2 separate regions of the Homo sapiens genome follow, and region 2 is linked to region 1. A link is an interaction called in ENCODE POLR2A ChIA-PET data of the cell type or tissue named here. Cell type or tissue: IMR-90. All regions are shown on one strand. Each heading gives the region's core, and the rest is flanking DNA. Links, peaks and the distances in the headings are about the cores only.

Region 1 (2,919 bases), core at 91-2,590:
AGTTAGGATGGTCTCGATCTCCTGACCTCGCGATCCGTCCGCCTTGGCCTCCCAAAGTGCAGGGATTACAGACGTGAGCCACCATGCCCAGCCAGTCACAAATATATTCTAAGATAATTATATAAGATTGTTCCAAGCAGGCCAGGTGTAGTAATCACACCTACAGTCCCAGCTTATTGGGAGGCCAAGGCAGGAGGATTCCTTGAGCTCAGGAGTTTGAAACCAGACTGGACAACATAGCAAGACCTTGTCCCTGTTAAAAATTTAAAAAATTAGCCATGTGTGGTGGCACATGCCTGCAGTCCCAAGTAGTCAGGAGGCTGAGGTAGAAGCATCACCTGAGCCCGGGATATTGAGGCTGCAGTGAGCTATGATTGTGCCACTGCACTCCAGCATGAGGGACAGAATGAGACCCTGTCTCAAAAAAGTTCAGTGTAGCATGATTTATATAAAGAAAAAAAATATTATTACCCTCCCAAGTAGTTGAGACAACACAGGCGTGTGCCACCATACACCAACCATGCTTTACATGATAAGAAAAAGAATTAATTCGCTGGGCGCAGTGGCTCACACCTGTAATCCTAGCACTTTGGGAGGCCAAGGCAGGCGGATCATGAAGTCAGGAGATCGAGACCATCCTGGCTGACATGGTGAAACCTCGTCTCTACTAAAATACAAAAAATTAGCCAGGCATGACGGCGTGTGCCTGTAGTTCCAGCTACTCGGGAGACTGAGGCAGGGGAATCGCTTGAACTCAGGAGGTGGAAAGAAAAGAATTAACTCAAAATTTATTTGTATGATGGAATGCCACGTAGCTATTAATAAGAACAAGATGAGACCAGGCATGGTGGCTCACGCCTGTAATCCCAGCACTTTGGGAGCCCGAAGCGGGCGGATCACCAGGTCAGGAGATCAAGACCATCCTGGCTAACACGGTGAAACCCCGTCTCAACAACAACAACAACAACAACAACAACAACAAAATTAGCCAGGTGTGGTGGCAGGCGCCTGTAGTCCCAGCTACCGGGAGGCTGAGGCAGGAGAATGGTGTGAACCTGGGAGGCGGAGCCTGCAGTGAGCCGAGATCATGCCACTGCACTCCAGCCTGGGTGACAGAGCGACACTCGTCTCAAAAAAAAAAAAAGATTCAATTTTATGTACTGATAACAGAAAGCTCTCCAAGATGTACTAAGCTGGGAAAAATGAGCCAGACTCAAATAAAAACACAAAGAGCACATAGAAATATGCAAAAAATGTTAAATGATGTTTTGACATTGGAAGAATTCACAGCAGATGTAAATTACTCATACTGAGGACAATGATGTATAGGTGTTATTTTTATTTTTTTTTTGACATGGAGTCTTGGTCTGTTACCCAGGCTGGAGTGCAATGGCACAATCTCGGCTCACCACAACCTCCGCCTCTCAGATTCAAGTGACTCTCCTGCCTCAGCTTCCCGAGTAGCTGGGACTATAGGCACGCACCACCATATCCGGCTAATTTTTGTATTTTTAGTAGAGATGGGGTTTCACCCTGTTGGCCAGGCTGGTCTCAAACTCCTGTGCTCAGGTGACTCACCCACCTTGACTTCCCACAGTGCTGGGATTACAGGTGTGAGCCACTGCGCCCGGCCAACATTATTATTACTATTCTTTGAGATGAAGTCGTGCTCCGTCTCCCAAGCTAGAGCGCAGTGACGCTATTTGGGCTCACTGCAACTTCTGCCTCCCAGGTTCAAGCGATTCTCCTATCTCAGCCTCCTGAGTAGCTGGGATTATATGCGCCTGCCAACATACCCAGCTAATCTTTGCATTTTTACTAGGGATGGGGTTTCGCCATGTTGGCCAGGCTGGTCTTGAACTCCTGACCTCAGGTGATCCGCCCGCCTTGGCCTCCAACAGTGCTGGGATTATAGGCATGGGCCACCGCGCCCAGCCCATTATTTTTAAAAATAAAAATTATCACCTACTAACCATATTCTGCCTGATTTTTTTTTAATTTTAATTTTTTTATTGAGACAGGGTCTCACTCTGCTGCCATGGAGTGCAGTGGTGCAATCATGGCTCACTGAAGCCTTGACCTCCCAGGCTCAAGTAATCCTGTCTCAGACTCCCTAAGTAGCTAGGACTATAGGCGCATGCCACCACACCTGGCGAATGTGCTTAATAATTTATAAAGCACATTTATGTCTATTTTTTCAACTGATACTTAACCTTGTTGGCTAGACAGGACAGGTTATCCTCAATACTCCTCCCTCCCCATTTTTAAATCTAAGAGACAGCAGTCACACAAATAATGAGTAACTGGGATAGGATCCACACCTGGACCTCTTGCCTACAAAGCCTGCAAGCTTCCCATTTTAACCTGCAGCCCCACTTTGGTTAGAGACTAGGTTTCACCATGTTGGCCAGGCTGGTCTCAAACTCCCTACTTCAGGTGATCCACCCGCCTTGGCCTCCCAAAGTGCTGGGATTACAGGTGTAAGCCACCGTGCCCAGCCAAAAACCCAAACCTTTTATTTAAAAGGATATTCAGAGGCCAGGAACGGTGGCTCACACCTATAATCCCAGCACTTTGGGAGGCCGAGGTGGGTGGATCACAAGGTCAGGAGTTTGAGACCAGCCTGGCCAGTATGGTGAAACCCCGTCTCTAACTTAAAAGACAAAAATTAGCTGGGCGGGGTGGCGTGTGCCTGTAGTCCCAGCTGCTCGGGAGGCTGAGGTAGGAGAATTGCTTAAACACGGGAGGCAGAGGTTATTGTGGTGAGCTGAGATCGCACCACCGCACTCCACCCTGGGCAACAGAGTGAGACTCCGTCTCAAAAAAAAAGAAAAAAAAGGGGATATTCAGGTTGGGCATGGTGGCTCATGACTACAATCTCAATGGTTTGGGAGGCCGAGGCAGGACGATACCTTGAGC
Region 2 (2,919 bases), core at 248-2,747, 200 kb before region 1:
GCAGTGAAAGCGAAGGAACGCTGCTGGACATGGTGAGACATGGAGGACTTTGTAAGGGATAACCTTTGGTTCCCTGATTTTTTGACATGAATCTAACGCTCTGCACCTTCCTCCTTCTTCTTGACAGTGACATTCATAAAGGCCAGAAGCTCGGTGTTTTTGTTTCTGTTGTCTGTATTCTGTATTCTGTTCCACTAGTCCATCTGTCCATCCTTGTACCAATACTTCACTGTCTTCACATTACAGTAACTTTTTAGTCTTGGTTCCTGGTAGGATAAGTCGGAGGTTTGTTGTTCTTCAAGATCACCTTGGATATTCTAGGTCCTTTACATTTCCATATAACATTTTAGAAACAGCTTGCCATTTTTCCACCCACAAAAACCATGCTGGGATTTGGTTGAGATGACTTTGACACCACACATCAGTTTGGGAAGAACCAACAACTTTATAATACTGAGTCTTCCAATGCATATACATAGTATATCCCTCCATTTAGTTACATTTTGTTAGACTTATTTCTAAGTATTTGATGCTTTTTGATGCTATCATAAATTATATTGTTTTGGCAATTTCATTTTCTATTTGTAGCTGTTAGGTATAAATACAGTTTATTTTTCTGTGTTCACCTGATACTCAGTGACCTTGCTAAACTAACTTATTAATTCTAATGGTTTATACATTTAAAAATTTACTGTATATTCCATCAAGTTGTCTGGAAATAATAAAAGTTTTATTTCTTCCTTTCCAATCTATGCTTTGGTTTGTTTTTTGAGACCGGTCTCATACTGTCGCTCAGGCTGGAGTGCAGTGTCAGATCTCCGCTCACCACAACCTCCACCTCCTGGGCTCAAGCGATCCTCCTGCCTCAGCCTCCTGAGCAGCGGGGACTCCAGGAGTATGCCACCAAACCCGGCTAATTTTCGTATCTCTTTTGGTACAGACAGGGTTTCACCATGTTGCCCAGGCTGATGTTGAACTCCTGGGCTCAAGCAATCTGCTTGCCTAGGCCTCCCAAAGTGCAAGGATTACAGGCATGAGCCGCCACGCCCAGCCAAAAAAAAAAAATTTTTTTTTTAAAGCTTTTCTCAAGTGGTTTTTGTTGTTGTTGTTGTTTGTTTTAGACAGGGCCTCACTCTGTCACCCAGACTGGAGTGCAGTAGCATGATCACAGATCACCCCAGGCTCAGGTGATCCTCTTACCTGAGTCTCCCAAGTAGCTTGGACTACAGGGATGCACCACCACACCTGGCTAATTTTTGTATTTTTGGTAAAGATGAGGTTTCACCATATTGCTCAGGCTGTGGAGTTCACGGAACATTGTAGCCTCAACCTCCAGGGCTCCAGCGATCCTCCCACCTCAGCTTCCTGAGTAGCTGGGACTACAGGCGCAAACCACCACGCCCAATTAAAAAAGTTTTTTTTTTGTAGAGATTGGGGGTGGGTCTTGCTATGCTGCCCAGGCTGGTGTTTCATTTTAAAAAATCCAATCTGACTTTTATTTGAGGTATTAGTCTGTTCTTGCATTGCTATAAGGAACTACCTGAGACTGGGTAATTTATGAAGAAAAGAGGTTTAATTGACTCACAGTTCTGCAGGCTGTACAGGAAGTGTGGCTGCGGAAGCCTCAGGAAACTTACAATCATGGGGGAAGGCGAAAGGGAAGCAGGGAAATCTTCCATGGCAGAGCAGGAGATAGAGAAGGGAGAAGAGTTACATGCTTTTAAGCAACCAAGTTTTGTGAGAACTCACTATCAAGAGGACAGCAAGGGGGAAGTCCGCCCTCATGATCCAATCACCTCCCCCCTGGCCTCTCCTCCAATAATGGGGAACACAACTCGACATGAGATTTGGGTGGAGATACAGAGCCAAACCATATAAAGGCGTTTAGACCATTTACAGTACAGTTGTTGACATGGTTTGGTCTATGTCTTTCTGATGGATTGACTCCTTTATATTATTAAGTATACATCTTTAATAATGTTTTCTGGTCTTAAAGTCTACTTTGTCTGATATAGTATAGCTACATAAACTGATATCTTTATTTTTATTTATTTATTTTTATTCAAACAGAGTTTCACTCTGTCTCCCAGGCTGGAGTGCAGTGGCATGATCTCGGCTCACTGCAACTTCCGCCTCCTGGGTTCAAGCGACTCTACTGCCTCAGCCTCCTGAGTAGCTGGGATTATAGGTGCACAGCACGACACCCAGCTAATTTGTGTATTTTTAGTAGAGATGGGGTTTCACCATATTGGCCAGGCTGGTCTTGAACTCCTGACCTCAAGTGATCTGCCTGCCTTGGCCTCCCAAAGTGCTGGGATTAGAGGCATAAGCCACCACACCCAGCCTCACTAGTTTTATTATCCACTGACTCGACTTGCTTGAGACGATTTTACTATGTTGGTTATCAAATGGTAACTTTCTAATTCTGTAATTCCTTCTGTGTTTATTAGCTCAAGGTCTATGGGATGCAGTGTTGACAGGGTTCTGTCTACTTCACTTGCCTCTGTTCCCAGGGCCTAGCTCTCCAAGTCTTTCAACTGAAATCCCATAGTATTCCCCAGGTTCCCTCCTTTTGAGAGATCTTGAAAACTGTCTACTCAGCTCATTGCAACCTCTGCCTCCCAGGCTCAAGCGATTCTCCTTCTTCAGCCTCCTGAGCTGGGATTACAGGCACACGCCACCAGGCCTGGCTAATTTTTGTATTTTTAGCAGAGATGGGGTTTCTCCATGTTGGCCAGGTTGGTCTTGAACTCCTAACCTCAAGTGATCCACCCGCCTTGGCCTCCCAAAGTGCTGGAATTACTGGTTTCTTTTTTTTTTTTTTTTTTTTTTTTTTGAGACAGGGTTTCACTCTGCCGCCCAGGCTGGAATGCAGTGACGCGATCTGAGCTCACTGCGGTGAAGCGATCTGAGCTCACT

The links. ChIA-PET counts read pairs that join two places held together with the same protein. Peaks named below come from ENCODE experiments on the same cell type or tissue, not always from the same donor. Only the 100,000 strongest peaks of a DNase experiment are listed, where the experiment ranks them.
Region 2: POLR2A ChIA-PET joins it to region 1 with 28 read pairs; 6 of 35 experiments call an interaction of 5 or more read pairs at or near these places.

The regions. Positions count from the first base shown.
Region 1 is chr16:74,645,955-74,648,873 of GRCh38, forward strand. The region is part of intron 4 of RFWD3 (ring finger and WD repeat domain 3); the gene reads right to left. Among named protein-coding and RNA genes, the nearest start is that of RFWD3, 19 kb to the right of the region's middle. In IMR-90, for the core only: no CTCF peak of the experiment used is centred there; a DNase peak (open chromatin) is centred at 1,227; H3K27ac peaks cover 146 bases.
Region 2 is chr16:74,441,239-74,444,157 of GRCh38, forward strand. No RefSeq gene overlaps it. Among named protein-coding and RNA genes, the nearest start is that of CLEC18B, 21 kb to the left of the region's middle. In IMR-90, for the core only: no CTCF peak of the experiment used is centred there; no DNase peak of the experiment used is centred there.